Linked DNA regions of Homo sapiens: regions 2, 3 and 4 are each linked to region 1. The links are chromatin contacts, found by Hi-C or POLR2A ChIA-PET in ENCODE. All regions are on one chromosome and are shown on one strand. Each heading gives the region's core, a stretch centred on a gene start or an enhancer-like site at or near the end of the contact. The rest is flanking DNA. Distances are from core to core; before and after follow the strand shown. Region 1 holds the start of CEP250 (centrosomal protein 250). Region 2 holds the start of RAB5IF (RAB5 interacting factor). Region 3 overlaps ITCH (itchy E3 ubiquitin protein ligase). Region 4 holds the start of TGIF2 (TGFB induced factor homeobox 2).

What was found. Hi-C counts contacts between places; a loop is a spot of excess contacts on that map. ChIA-PET counts read pairs that join two places held with the same protein, here RNA polymerase II (POLR2A). Pooled maps may share reads with other maps.
Region 2: a pooled map shows a loop between it and region 1 (7-fold over the local background). The contact joins the promoter of RAB5IF here to the promoter of CEP250 in region 1. A Hi-C loop is called at or near these places in 4 of 50 pooled maps. POLR2A ChIA-PET finds 5 or more read pairs at or near these places in 2 of 52 experiments (A673 and activated CD4-positive, alpha-beta T cell).
Region 3: a loop to region 1 is called in a pooled map, with 3 times the contacts of the local background. The contact joins the enhancer-like site here to the promoter of CEP250 in region 1. A Hi-C loop is called at or near these places in 1 of 50 pooled maps. POLR2A ChIA-PET finds 5 or more read pairs at or near these places in 2 of 52 experiments (Caco-2 and WTC11).
Region 4: a loop to region 1 is called in a map of PC-9, with 8 times the contacts of the local background. The contact joins the promoter of TGIF2 here to the promoter of CEP250 in region 1. A Hi-C loop is called at or near these places in 1 of 168 maps with a recorded cell type or tissue (PC-9) and 4 of 50 pooled maps. POLR2A ChIA-PET finds 5 or more read pairs at or near these places in 5 of 52 experiments (Caco-2, GM12878, HEK293T and 2 more).

What each region holds. Positions count from the first base shown.
Region 1 is chr20:35,454,268-35,457,391 of GRCh38, forward strand. CEP250 (centrosomal protein 250) reads left to right here and starts at 1,331. Exons shown (of 35, transcript NM_007186.6): 1 at 1,331-1,484. It also overlaps a transcript of GDF5 not described here. RefSeq lists enhancers at 266-315, 576-725 and a silencer at 746-1,125.
Region 2 is chr20:36,604,034-36,607,069 of GRCh38, forward strand. It overlaps RAB5IF (RAB5 interacting factor), which reads left to right and starts at 1,746. Exons shown (of 4, transcript NM_018840.5): 1 at 1,746-2,032. The coding sequence starts at 1,919. All of the region lies in intron 2 of TGIF2-RAB5IF (TGIF2-RAB5IF readthrough), which reads left to right. RefSeq lists enhancers at 620-669, 1,400-1,539, 2,891-3,036 and silencers at 661-1,060, 1,740-2,049.
Region 3 is chr20:34,403,930-34,407,124 of GRCh38, forward strand. All of the region lies in intron 3 of ITCH (itchy E3 ubiquitin protein ligase), which reads left to right. Among named protein-coding and RNA genes, the nearest start is that of ITCH, 42 kb to the left of the region's middle. Within about 2 kb of position 1,627, at least 6 of the 41 ENCODE cell types and tissues checked have a DNase peak (open chromatin) inside an H3K27ac peak, as active enhancers do.
Region 4 is chr20:36,572,097-36,574,999 of GRCh38, forward strand. TGIF2 (TGFB induced factor homeobox 2) reads left to right here and starts at 1,501. Exons shown (of 3, transcript NM_021809.7): 1 at 1,501-1,649. It overlaps TGIF2-RAB5IF (TGIF2-RAB5IF readthrough), which reads left to right and starts at 2,419. Exons shown (of 5, transcript NM_001199535.2): 1 at 2,419-2,539. It overlaps DLGAP4-AS1 (DLGAP4 antisense RNA 1), which reads right to left and starts at 1,179. Exons shown (of 5, transcript NR_109939.1): 1 at 816-1,179. RefSeq lists an enhancer at 618-677 and silencers at 1,178-1,497, 1,528-1,617, 1,688-1,857.

The DNA.
Region 1 (3,124 bases), core at 81-2,580:
ACATGGTGAAATCCTGTCTCTACTAAAAATACAAAAATTAGCCGGGCGTGGTGGCGGGCGCCTGTAGTCCCAGCTACTCGGGAGGCTGAGGCAGGAGAATTACTTGAACCTGGGAGGCAGAGGTTGCAGTGAGCCGAGATCGTGCCAATGCACTCCAGCCTGGCGACAGAGCAAGACTCCATTTCAAAAAAAAAAAAAAAAATTTATACACAAAATGCTACAGGAATAACGCATGGGTCCTATTGGGAAGAAAAAGTTCTCTAGAAGTCAGGCTTAAGCAGAACTGCAGCTCCGGGACGGATTAAGTCAGGTAAAGGTAACACTCTGTGCAGAGACATGCAGACAAAACCGAGTGTTGAGTAAGTAACTCGCCTGTAAGTGTTATGCTGCCTGAAGCTTCTCGGAGCGTCTGAGCAGCAAGGTGAACAACCCTCAGAAACCGGTCGCGCTGCCAGTATTATCGCTAACCAGTGGCAGCGAGCCCCTTTGTTTCTCGGCAGTTGTAATTGTAGTCTGGTTTGTAGGTGGAGCTGTGCGCAGGCGCACCTAGAACCAGGTGACCTTGCACATGCGCTGTATGTAACACTGAAGCCAAAAGCGAAATGATTGAGGGCAATTTTTCTTTTCTGCTTCCGAAATGTCCCTTTCGCGAATCCAGAGACCCTGACCGTCCCCATTTCTGGCTAGGGATCTTATAATTCTTAAAATAATACCCCCTTTCCTTCAGGGCCTCTCTAGTAAGTCGGCTGCCAATACCCAACATGGCGGGAGGCCCTGCGCCGGCTCAGTCTGCCTATAGGTGCAGGACTTGGAGGGGCGGGCCCCTCCCAAAGGGCGGGAGTTTGGGGGGGCGGGGCCTGGCCCTCTGCCTCGGGGTGGGCTCCGCCCCCGTCCCCCGCAGGGCCTTAGCAGCGGCTGCCGCAGCTCAATCGCGGAGCAACTAGCCGGGCGTCTGCGGGAGCCGAGCGTGGTGAGGTGGGGCCTCAGGGGCAGGTGGGAGGTGCTCGGGTTAACCGTCCGAGGCCCGGAGACCCGCCCGTCTAGGGCGCCTGAGGGAATCCCGTTCGGGCAGCGGCCTCTTGTTACCCGGGAGGAACCCGAGGCCCAGAGAGGGGCTGGGACGCGTCGTTAGGGCCCGGGGCCCGCTTGCCTCAGCTTCTTGCTGCCGCCAGCACGCTAAGCTCCAGTCGGCGCCGAAGGAGAGCTTCCCGACCCTCGTGTCCAGTAGCCGCAATCCCAGGCTGGGAGGGTGAGGCGCCGCGCTCTGCCGCCCCCCCGCCCCTCGCTCCCTGTGTCCTGGCGGATTTGCACGTAATCTATCCGAAAGCCCAGTCCCACCCGCCACCCGACTCTGGAGCTCCCATTCTTCAGGACCCTGCTGAAGTATCGCTTCTCAGCCGCCTTCTCCAGGCGCAGCTGCATTCGCTTCTCGGTTTTTGCACTCGCTGTGCACCGAGTTACTTTCCCGGCCCCTCGTTGACACCGTAAGCTCGTTCGTTAGATGTTATGCCTTGCCTTTTTCATCTCTAGATCCCAGGGCCTAGCACGTGATGATAATAGTCATGGCTTACTGTACGGAATGATCACAAATTGTCAGGTGCTACTGAATGCATTACACATAAGGGCCCATTTATTTATTTATTTAGAGACGGAGTTTCGCGCTTGTTGCCCAGGCTGGAGTGCAATGGCGCGATCTCGGCTCACCTCAACCTCCGCCTCCCGGGTTCAAGCGATTCTCCTGCCTCAGCCTCCCAAGTAGCTGGGATTGCAGGCATGCGCCACCACACCCGGCTAATTTTATGTTTTTAGTAGAGACGGGGTTTCTCCATGTTGGTCAGGCTGATCTCGAACTCCCGACCTCAGGTGATCCGCCCGCTTCGGCCTCCCAAAGTGCTGGGATTACAGGCGTGAGCCACCGCGCTCAGCCAAAGGCCTATTTAATCTTCCCAACAATCCTATGGGGTGAGTTCTTTCTATAGCTTCACGTTTTACCCATGAAGAAACTGAGGTATTCATAGAAAAAGTAATTTGCCAGGAGTCCCACAACTAATAAGTGGATGGAGCTGGGAAACTGTCCCCAGGGCATTTGATGACTTGACTAGATTGCCTTTGGGTTTAATCAACGTCTGTTGAATTGATCTTTACTTTGGCCCTGGGAGTTATTGGAGGCTAGGCTTGTGATCAGTATTTTACCGCGAAGGCTTAGAAAGGAGAACTGGTCCCAGATTTATAGAGGTCACAACAAAACCAAGGCTACTGGTACGCCCTCTGTTCCTTTAGTTCTTCTATCTTTCTTTGCTCCTTTTCGATCAGAAAGCTGCAGACATAGGTGTCATTATCGCTCACTATTTAAGAAGTGCCCCTCACAGAGCTGTGAGTTCGTAGTCCATGCTTTAACTAATGTAATGTTCATGCTTTAACAGCTAATGTAATGGAGAGAGTGTAGAATTTGGAATCAGATTGGGGTTCAGTCATTGCTCTGCCACTGACCAAGCTATAAGTTATATGCCTCCCCCCACTTTTTTTTTTTTTTTTGAGACCTGGTCTCAGTCACCCAGGCTGGAGTGCAGTGGTGCGATCTGGGTTCACTGGAACATCCTGTCTCCCAGGTTCAGGCGATTCTCCCGCCTCAGCCTCCTGAGTAGCTGGGATTACAGGCGCCCGCCACCGTGCCTGGCTAATTTTTGTATTTCTAGGAGAGATGGGGTTTTGCCATGTTGGCCAAGCTGGTCTCGAACTCCTGGCCTCAAATGATCTGCCCAACTCAGCCTCCCAAAGTGCTGGGATTACAGTTGTGAGCCACCACACCCAGCCTGTTTTTTTGCTTTTTATATAGGTAATAGAGCTGTTAGCATTTTGCAAGACCATTGGTGATAATATGGATCATGTTACCTAATGTCCTATAATAGTCAGTAATAATGGGCACTTGTTATAAACCAGGCTGTGTTTTAGGTAGGAGCTGGGAATACAGCATTCGATAAAACAATGCTTTTGCACTTGTGGAATTTGCATTTTGGTAAGTATATTACATAATAATTAGATAGGGACAGAAAAAGCATGGTAAGGTAAATAAAAGTACTAGTGTTATGTGGAGAGGTGATAGTATTTTATTTATTTATTTATT
Region 2 (3,036 bases), core at 496-2,995, 1.2 Mb after region 1:
TTAATCTACTGAAACAATGTCAGGGTGGGCTTGGGGTGGAAAACAGCAGCTATAGTATTCTGGAAAAGCTCTCTAGGAGGTTTTTTGTTTGTTTTTTGTTTTGTTTTTGAGACCAAGTCTTGCTCTGTTGCCCAGGCTGGAGTGCAATGGCGCGATCTTGGCTCACTGCAACCTCCACCTCCCAGGTTCAAACAATTCTCATGCCTCGAGCCTCCTGAGAAGCTGGGATTACAGGTCCCCACCACCACGCCCGGCTAATTTTTTTTGCATTTTTAGTAGAGACGGGCTTTCAACCATGTTGGCCAGGCTGGTCTCGAACTCCTGACCTCAAGTGATCCACCGACCTCGGCCTTCCAAAGTGCTGGGATTATGGGAGTGAGCCACTGCGCCTGGCCTCCCTAGGGAGGTTCTATTACTCCTGAAAAGTGAAGAATTACAGGTGAATGTTGATAGGTATGCAAAAGATACTCTGACCTGTTTAAAAAAAAAAAAGATACTCTCAGCTTTAAAGTTTAACGGTTAAGAGCACAGATTCTGGAGTCAGACACACCCAGGTACCAGATACATTACTTGTCTTTATAAATCCACTGTCCAGAGGCCGGGTGAGGTGGCTCACGCCTGTAATCCTAGCACTTTGGGAGGCCAAGATGGGCGGATTGCCTGAGCTCAGGAGTTCGAGACCAGCCTGGGCAACATAGTGAAACCCCCGTCTCTACTAAAATACAAAAAAAACTAGTGGAGCGTGGTAGTGGGCGCCTGTGATCCCAGCTACGTGGGAGGCTGAGGCACGAGAATCGCTTGAACCCGGGAGGTGGAGGTTGCAGTGAGCAGAGACCGTGCCGTCTCAAAAAAAAAAAAAAAAAAAAATCCACTGTCCAGAAGGGATGTGCCTTGGTCTCTGGACTTACCAGCACAGTGAGCCTGGCACCACCTGGAGGGCCACCGGAAGGAGCCCCATCCCCAGGGGTTCTGAGTCAGTAGGCGTGGAATGGGGGCCGAGAACCTGCGCCTCTACCCAGTTCCCAGGCGATACGGCCGCTGCTGATCCGGAAGCTCACTTTGTGAACCACTGACGCAGCACATGGTGAGGACGCTGTATGTGAACACTCAGATATCCTGATACCTAACCCAATCCTTGTATTTGCCGCCCAGGAGTCCCCGGTTGGGTCCACCTTGCTATACGGCCTCAGAATCTCATTTCCTCTTTTGGGGTCTCAGGGCTCTCGTGTGCCAAAAGAGGGTGCTGGGCAAGATGAAATGGTTAGTTATTACAGAAGAGTTAACATCTTCAACAAGGCCCTACAGAACTTGCAGGGTTAGGGGAGAAAATAAGCGGGCTAAATCCTGTGGGGCAGCTTGGAGCTACCCTGGAGCAAGGTCTGGGCTCAGCAGGCGAGTAGGTCGCAAGGAAAGGTAGAGCCGCTCCTGCCCCACTCGCTGCTCGAGGGGCAGCTGTGGCCGACTGGGCGACGCTGACGTCCAGCCTCGGTTTTCCCCTACCTCCTCGGTCTCCACAGCGCCTCCTGGCGCCCATGTCACCGTTCTACCAAGATTGTCCCTCCCCTCACACCTTACCGCGAGCCCGGCGGATGCTGACGTCATTTCCGCCACGAGTAGCGCGCTTGCGCCAAGGCGCCGGTCGCTGTTTCACTCGGATGGCTTCGCGGTCGCCGATTGGCTGCGTGAGCACGTCGGCGGGAGGGCGCGCGACACTGCACCGCCCCTCCCTTCGCGGCGCCTGCTCTGTAGAGCCGGCGGAACCGGGTAGCTTGGCCAGGTTGTGAGGAACCGCAGCGCGCCGCAGGACCGGGCCGCTGAGCCTGCAGCCGCCCCGCGCCGTGACCTGCGACCCTAGACCCCGACTCCCTTTGGCTCAGCCCGCGCGCCCCAGGCCCGGCCCGGGCGGCGCGACGGGAGGATGAGCGGCGGGCGGCGGAAGGAGGAGCCGCCTCAGCCGCAGCTGGCCAACGGGGCCCTCAAAGTCTCCGTCTGGAGTAAGGTGCTGCGGAGCGACGCGGCCTGGGAGGATAAGGTACGGTGGAGTCTGAACAGGGCGCGGGTGCGAGGAGTCGGCTGGGACTCGGGGAACGGAAGACTGGCGCGGGCCTGCCCTCGTCCTCGTTCCGGCACAATCGAGTAGGGCAGTGGGGCGGGTGGCCCAAGGGTGTCAGAGCAAACTTGGCGGGCACTGGGCGGACAGCTGGGCTTGGAGCTCCCCGAAGGGTGGCCTAAGGATGAAGCCCCCTAGTTATGCGGAATTGGCGAGGAGCGGGGAGAGGCGTTGTCATTCGCGGGCAGGGTTTGTGCCTGAACTGGGAAAGGGAGCTGAATTCGATTCGGCCTCCGCCTTTTATGTGCAGTAGGGTTTTGAGTAGGTTACTTGTTTCTTTCGAATTAAGTAGCACAAACATTAACAGTAACAGACTTCTGCTGAGAATGCTTTCTACGTGCCAGGTGCTCTGCAAGCGGAATCTCGTTTAACTCAGAATAACTCTGAAGTGGGGTACTGTGGTACATTAAAGCCTTTTGCACATAGTGAGGCTCGCTAATCTTGAGCTGCTGTTGCTTGTTGAATGTAAAGGACCGAATACTTTGATAAGCATGAGTCAAGAGGGGAGACTGAGACCACCCGCTGGGTGAGTGTGAGGTGTGGGGGTGGAGAAACGCCACCAGATATGTGCGAGAATTGGTTGGGACTTCAGAACGTTCTTACTCGTCCCATTCGGAGGATGCTTCGTAACTCTGCTCCATGATCTGGAAGGGGCCATCACAAACAGCTTGATTCCAGGTAGCTTGAAAAGCGTATTATATTTGCAGTCATTTCTTGGTTTTCTGGGCTGCCGAAGTGGATTTTCCTTCCTGAAGTTCCTGTAAAGGGGGATGGGAGGCACTTCCTGAAGGTGCCCTTGTTCTGCCCCCAGCCCTGCCCAGCTCTTGCAAAACCTGCAGTCTCTAATCTGCTGTGTCATTTCTTTCTTTTCTTGTATAAGGACTGGTTTCTGGAATCTAGGGCAGATCAGAAACCTGAGTCGTCTG
Region 3 (3,195 bases), core at 377-2,876, 1.1 Mb before region 1:
TAGTAGGAGGCTGGAAGGGTAAGTTATAGCTGCATACTAAGCAAGGTAAAATGCCCCATAAGAGTTTAAACTTCATTTTTCAGGCAATAAAGAATCATTTAAGTAATGACATTAATGACATGATCACATCTATTCTAGGAAAATAATTCTGGTGGCTGTGAGGGGTTGGATTGGAGAAGTGAGAGTAAAAACAGTTGTTTAGAGGCCTCTCATAGTAGCCCAGGTGTCAGATGAGACTGACATTTTTCTGGTCCTTTTTCTTCCGGTTTATAATGTATAGTTTTTTATTTTTTTGTTTAATTTACTGTGGGACTTTAGTTTTCAGAAAGTAGTACATTGATTTATTTTATATTTGTAATATTATGACTATAACACAAGGTTTTGTTCAATCTAGACTTTGAGATTTGAATACTGAAATAATTTCTCCTGTCCAGGTTTTGCAGTGTGACCCTTGGGCAAATTTTTAAATTTCACAGAGCTTCTGTCTTTTTTTTTTTTTTTTTTTTTGAGATGGAGTTTCACCCTTGTCACCCAGGCTGGAGTGCAATGGCATGATCTCAGCTCACTACAACCTCTGCCTCCCGGGTTGCAGTGATTCTCCTGCCTCAGCCTCCTGAGTAGCTGGGATTACAGGCGCCTGCCACCATGTCTGGCTAATTTTTGTATTTTTAGTAGAGACAGGGTTTCACCATGTTTGTCAAGCTGGCTCCTGACCCCCGTTGATCCTTTTGACTGAGACTTCCAAAGTGCTGGGATTACAGGTGTGAGCCACCACGTTCGGCCGCTTCTCTTTTTATGTGTAAAAATTAGGACAGTAATACCTGTTTCGCAGAATAGGTATTGATATTGAAATGACATTTACGTGCAGGCACATGGTAAATACTAAAATTGGTGCTCCTCCACCCCCATGTAAAGTTTGTTAGGCCAGGCCTGGTGGCTCATGCCTGTAATTCCACCACTTTGGTAGGCCTAGGTAAGTGGATCTCTTGAGCCCAGGAGTACAAGACCAACTTGGGCAACATGTCAAAAGCTTGTCTCTACCAGAAAAAAAATACAAAAATTTCCTGGATGTGGTGGCACGCACCTGTAGTCCCAGCCACTTGGGAGGCTGAGATGGGAGGATGGCTTGAGCCCAGGAGGTAGAGGTGGTTGCAGTGACCTGAGATTGTGCCACTATTCTCCAGCCTGGGTGACAGAACCAGACCCTGTCTCAAAAAAAAAAAAAAAAAAAAAAAGGTTTCAGTGGGGTTTGGTAGGATTATGTAGCAAAATTGCTTTCACAAATTTGAATCCAGCTGGGCACAGTGGCTCACGCCTGTAATTCCAACACTTTGAGGGGCCGAGGCAAGTGGATCACCTGAGGTCAGGAGTTTGACACCAGCCTGACCAACATGGTGAAACCCCGTTTCTACTAAAAATACAAACATTAGCTGGGTGTGGCGGCGCGTGCCTATAACCCCAGCTGCTTGGGAGGCTGAGGCAGGAGAATCGCTTGAACCCGGCAGGCGGAGGTTGCAATGAGCTAAGATTGTGCCATTGCACTCTAGCCTGGGCAACAAGAGCGAAACTCCTATCTCAAAAAAAAAAAAAAGTTTGAATCCTAGAAAGCCCCAACAGGGGCAGATCATTTCCTTCCTGTCAGCCTTGCGTTGCTCTTTGTTCTAGGTTTAATCAGTTTCAGAGTGCCACAAGAGGCCCTGAAATATAATGAGTGTATGTATAATTGTTTGGGCTATTTCACCTTTTCTTAGACCAGAAATGTATTAAAAGTAGAAATTTTATGTTTTTCTGTGTAATCCTGTGATTAAATTTGGCTCTATATTAAGCACTAGAGCTTTGATTTAATAGTACTTTTTTTTTATTTTTTATTTTTTAATAGAGATGAGGTCTCACTGTGTTGTCCAGGCTGGTCTTAAACTCCTGGGCTCAAGTGATCCTCCCGCCTGGGTCTCCCAAAGTGCTGGTATTACGTGCCCGGCCTATTACATTTTAATCAGAGATAGCTCTGGTCCCCACTTGAATATTTTTTATTCTGAAAAAGACTTTCTATTTCATGTTTCCACTTAGATGTCTCAGCATCTGGCATCTGAAACAATTTTTTTTTTTTTTTAAAAGACAGTTTTGCTCTGTTGCCCAGGCTGGATTGCAGTGGTGCAATCACAGCTCACTGCAGCCTTGACCTCCCAGGCTTAAGCGATCCTCCTGCCTCAGCCTCCCCCCAGCAGCTGGGACTACAGGTGCACGCCATCATGCCTGGCTAATTTTTAAAATTATCTTTTGTAGAGACGGGGGTCTCACTATGTTGACCAGGCTTTGTTCAAACTCCTGGGCCTCAAGTGATCTTCCTGCCTCAGCCTCCCAAAGTGCTGGGATTACAAGTGTGAACCACCATGCTTGATCTTGTCTATTTGTCTAGCCTTCTCTTGCAACTCTTCTTTTTCTTCAGTCAGTCATTCTGTGGCTAGCTTGAATGCCAGCAAAAAGGCACATAAGCCTAAAAGGATGGAAGTATTTGATATATGTAAAGTCAGAGTTTCAGGGCCACCACCTGGGACTATGCCTGCTTAGATATCCAGACTTTGGACTATATATTAAGCTGCTGCTTCTTTTTTTTTTTTTTTTCGAGATGGAGTCTTGCTCTGTCACCCAGGCTGGAGTGCAGTGGCGCAATCGCGGCTCACTGCAATCTCCGCCTCCCAGGTTCACACCATTCTCCTGCCTCAGCCTCCCGAGTAGCTGGGACTACAGGCGCTCGCCACCACGCCCGGCTAATTTTTTGTATTTTTAGTAGAGACAGGGTTTCACCATGTTAGCCAGGATGGTCTCGATCTCCTGACCTCGTGATCCGCCCGTCTCAGTCTCCCAAAGTGCTGGGATTACAGGCGTGAGCCACCGCACCCGGCTATATTAAGCTTCTTAAGTAGTTACTATATAAACTCCTCTGACAACTCCAAGGGTTCCTTAACTTTGATGAGCATTAGCATTCTCTGAACTTTGCTGCTACAGTAGATAACCTGGGTGGTGGAGTAGATAACCTGGGTGGTGGGTACTTCCTTGGTTGTAGTTACCTCATCTATGAGGGAGCAATGACTTGCCACCTATGGAAATCATGGGGTGCTTTGCTAGATTTCTACTTGTTATACCCTGTAAGGGGCCTGGACAAAGCTATTTTATGGCAAAGGTAACTAAAAGGTG
Region 4 (2,903 bases), core at 251-2,750, 1.1 Mb after region 1:
GGGCTCCCCTCTTCTGAAGGTCCCTGTCCCATACATTTCCTAGAGGCCAAGGCCCATTGGTTTTACATTTCTTACCTAAGGCAACCCAGACGTGGCTTTTTCTTTCACAGGGCCGTGGGGGGAGCACCACTTCCCCGGCCAAAAAAATTGTTTCTGACCCACACTCTGGGCCTTATTTTCCCTGTCTGTGAAATGGAGAGCAACAGGCAGTGCCACTGACATTTCACCCGCTGCCGTGAGGAGGTTTTTAACATTTGCAGGAAGTCTGGCTTCTATGGGGTGTCCAGGTGAAACCTTAACAATCTTTAATCAGCATTCTGATTGGCTTAAGGCTTGTTTGGAAAAAATTAAGAGTTTTGTTCCTAGAGTTCTCCATTGCTAAAGGGTAATTAAGTCCAAAAGCTGTTTTCAAAGCGATTTCCAAGCTCAAGGGCCCTAGATATCTGGACCTAGCCGTGTCCGGGTACAGGGCTGGGGGGCGTGGGGGGATGCCCTAAGAGGCTGGTTAACAGAAATATCACAGTATGTGGTACCCACAGCAGAGAGCAGGGAAGAATGTACTGACTGGGGTGGGGGAGGCCAAGGAAAACCTTCTGGAGTAGGGTGTAACTGGCAGAAGAGGAAAAAGAAACCAGACAGGAACTCCGGGAGCTCCTGGACTGATCGTTTAAGGCCGGGCACAAGGGGTAAGGGATCAGGCTTCACTATCGACCGACCTGGGCTGAATGATACCGGTTGACTGTGTGACAAAAGCAAATCAAGAACCTCTCTGCGGCTCATGAGTAAGCCAGAGACTTACATAGGACAACACATACCCTATCACCCGAGGATGAGACGGGATGACACACACGAAGTGCCCCGCACAGCGTCGTTGTAAAGCGTTGGCTGTTTTCACCTCTGGCCGCCCCCTGTGAGCCCGATCATGTGCTTTTTGGGCTTAGGTCGGAGGCGGCCTCCCAGATTCTACAGGCCATTGAGGTCGTAACAAGCGTCTCCATCAGAGCCTAGTCCTTAACTAGCTGCGGGTAAGTGCCCGGACTAAGTGGCCTCAGTTTCCCCTCGAAGCAACGGGACCAATCGCACCGCCGGCAGGACATCTTGTGCGGGGCGCGAAGTGACAAAAGTCAGGATTTGCAGAAGTTCCCACTCGGTAACGACCCCCACCCCGGCAAGGAGCACAGTAGGCGCTCCGGAAACGCCCTCCACGAGGAGGGCCGGGCCACTTCCTGCCCCCGAGCGGGCTCTCCCCGGCGGAGGCTCCCACCGCCGCTATGGGTAGGCCATGCAGCATTCCTGAGGGCGGGGTGGGCGCAGGAAGAAGGTGCCCGCGGCCCCGCCCCCTCCGGGCGCGCTGGGCGGGGCGAAGCCCCTCGGCGCCGACGGCCCGCCCCGCGGGGGGTGGGCGCAGCTCGTCGCGCTCCGCACAAAGTTTGTTTTCTCCCTCCGGGCGGGTGGGGGAGGGCGCAGAGGGCGCGGGGGGAGGAGAGGGGATCTGACGTCAGGCCGCGAGGTGCTTTCCAGCCGCGAGCTGTCAGGCCGAGTGTCAGGCCGGGCAGGTACGCGGCGCGCGCCCCCGGCGCCCCCCGCTCCCCGCCGGGACGCCCCGCGCCGAGCCGGAGGCCGCGTGGACCCGAAAGCCGCTGGGAAAAGTCAGTGCAGGGAGCAGCAGAGGGCCAGATGGGGGTGGGGGCGCGCGGACAACTTGGAAAGTTTCTTTTTCTCGGCCGGACGGGGAGGGGGCGTCGTCCTGGCGCGTGCGGTAGGGGGTGTGTGAGCTCGGGGGTGTTTGTGAGTCCCGACGGCCCCCGGGGGGTGTTTGTGAGTCCCGACGGCGCTGCGCTCCGGGGGCCGGTGGGGGACTGTTCCAGCCCCCGGGAGGAAGCCCGCTTGGGGCCCTGGTGGGGGGCCCAGCTTCATAGGATCCCACCCCAGGAGAGGGCCGATCCTGCACCGGACCTGAGTGAGCGCGCGGGGGGACGGATTTGTTTGGTTTCAAAAGTGCACGTTGCTAACCGCCAGCAGGGCCCCCCCGCCGCCGAGCCGGACAGGGGGCGGCCGAGAGTGACAGCTGGGGGTGGGGGCCGCGGGAAGGGCCCGGAGCGGGGGGGCCCTGGGGAGCCCGCGCGAGTTCCCCTTTCCTTTGGAACAAAGGAAAGTCTGTCTCCGAGGCATCTGTCACTCCCAGGCTGGCCAAGGAAGCGGGGCGCGTGGGGCCGGCGCCCCGGAGAAAGTTTGTTCGCGCCGGGACCCTCGGGCAGGCCGAAGGTGATCCAAGCCTCCCGCGGGAGAAGCGCGTAGTCTCCGGGGCAGGGGGCGGCCAACATGGAGTCTGGGCGCAGGGCTGGGGGGGGGGGGGCGGCGCGGAGGTGGGAGCCCAGCCCCCTCCCCTCCCTTCCCCTCCCCTCCCCCTCCGGGCCCAGTTCGGAGCACAAAGCCGAGCGCGCACGCTCCGCCGTCCCCGCGCCCCGAAGAGTCGGCCAGCCCCGAACTGCCGGAGTAGGGGTGGGAACCAAACTTTTTCCTGCCCCGGGACAGACACGTGAGTTTTCTTTCTTCCAGAGCCCCCGTCCCACCGGGATGGCGGGCCCGCGCGGGAGCTGGTGCGCGGAGTCGGCCCGGGGTGTGGGGACTGTGGGGTGCAAGCGCCCCGAGCGCCGGACGATTCCTCGCCGACCCAGGAGCCATGTGCTCCGACTCGGTCTGGGCCGCGGGGGAGGTTGCGCGCTTTGTCTGAACTGCTGGGAATGCGGGCGTGAGTGCGCGGCCCGGGGGAGTGTCGGGACCAGCTAGGGGAGTTGTCAGAAAGTTCGTGCGGGAGTGGCTGCAGGTGGCGTCGTGGGAGTCTGTAGGAGGGTGTACGGGATGTTGTGTCGAGGGGTTGCTGCCACAGGTCACTGAGGGTA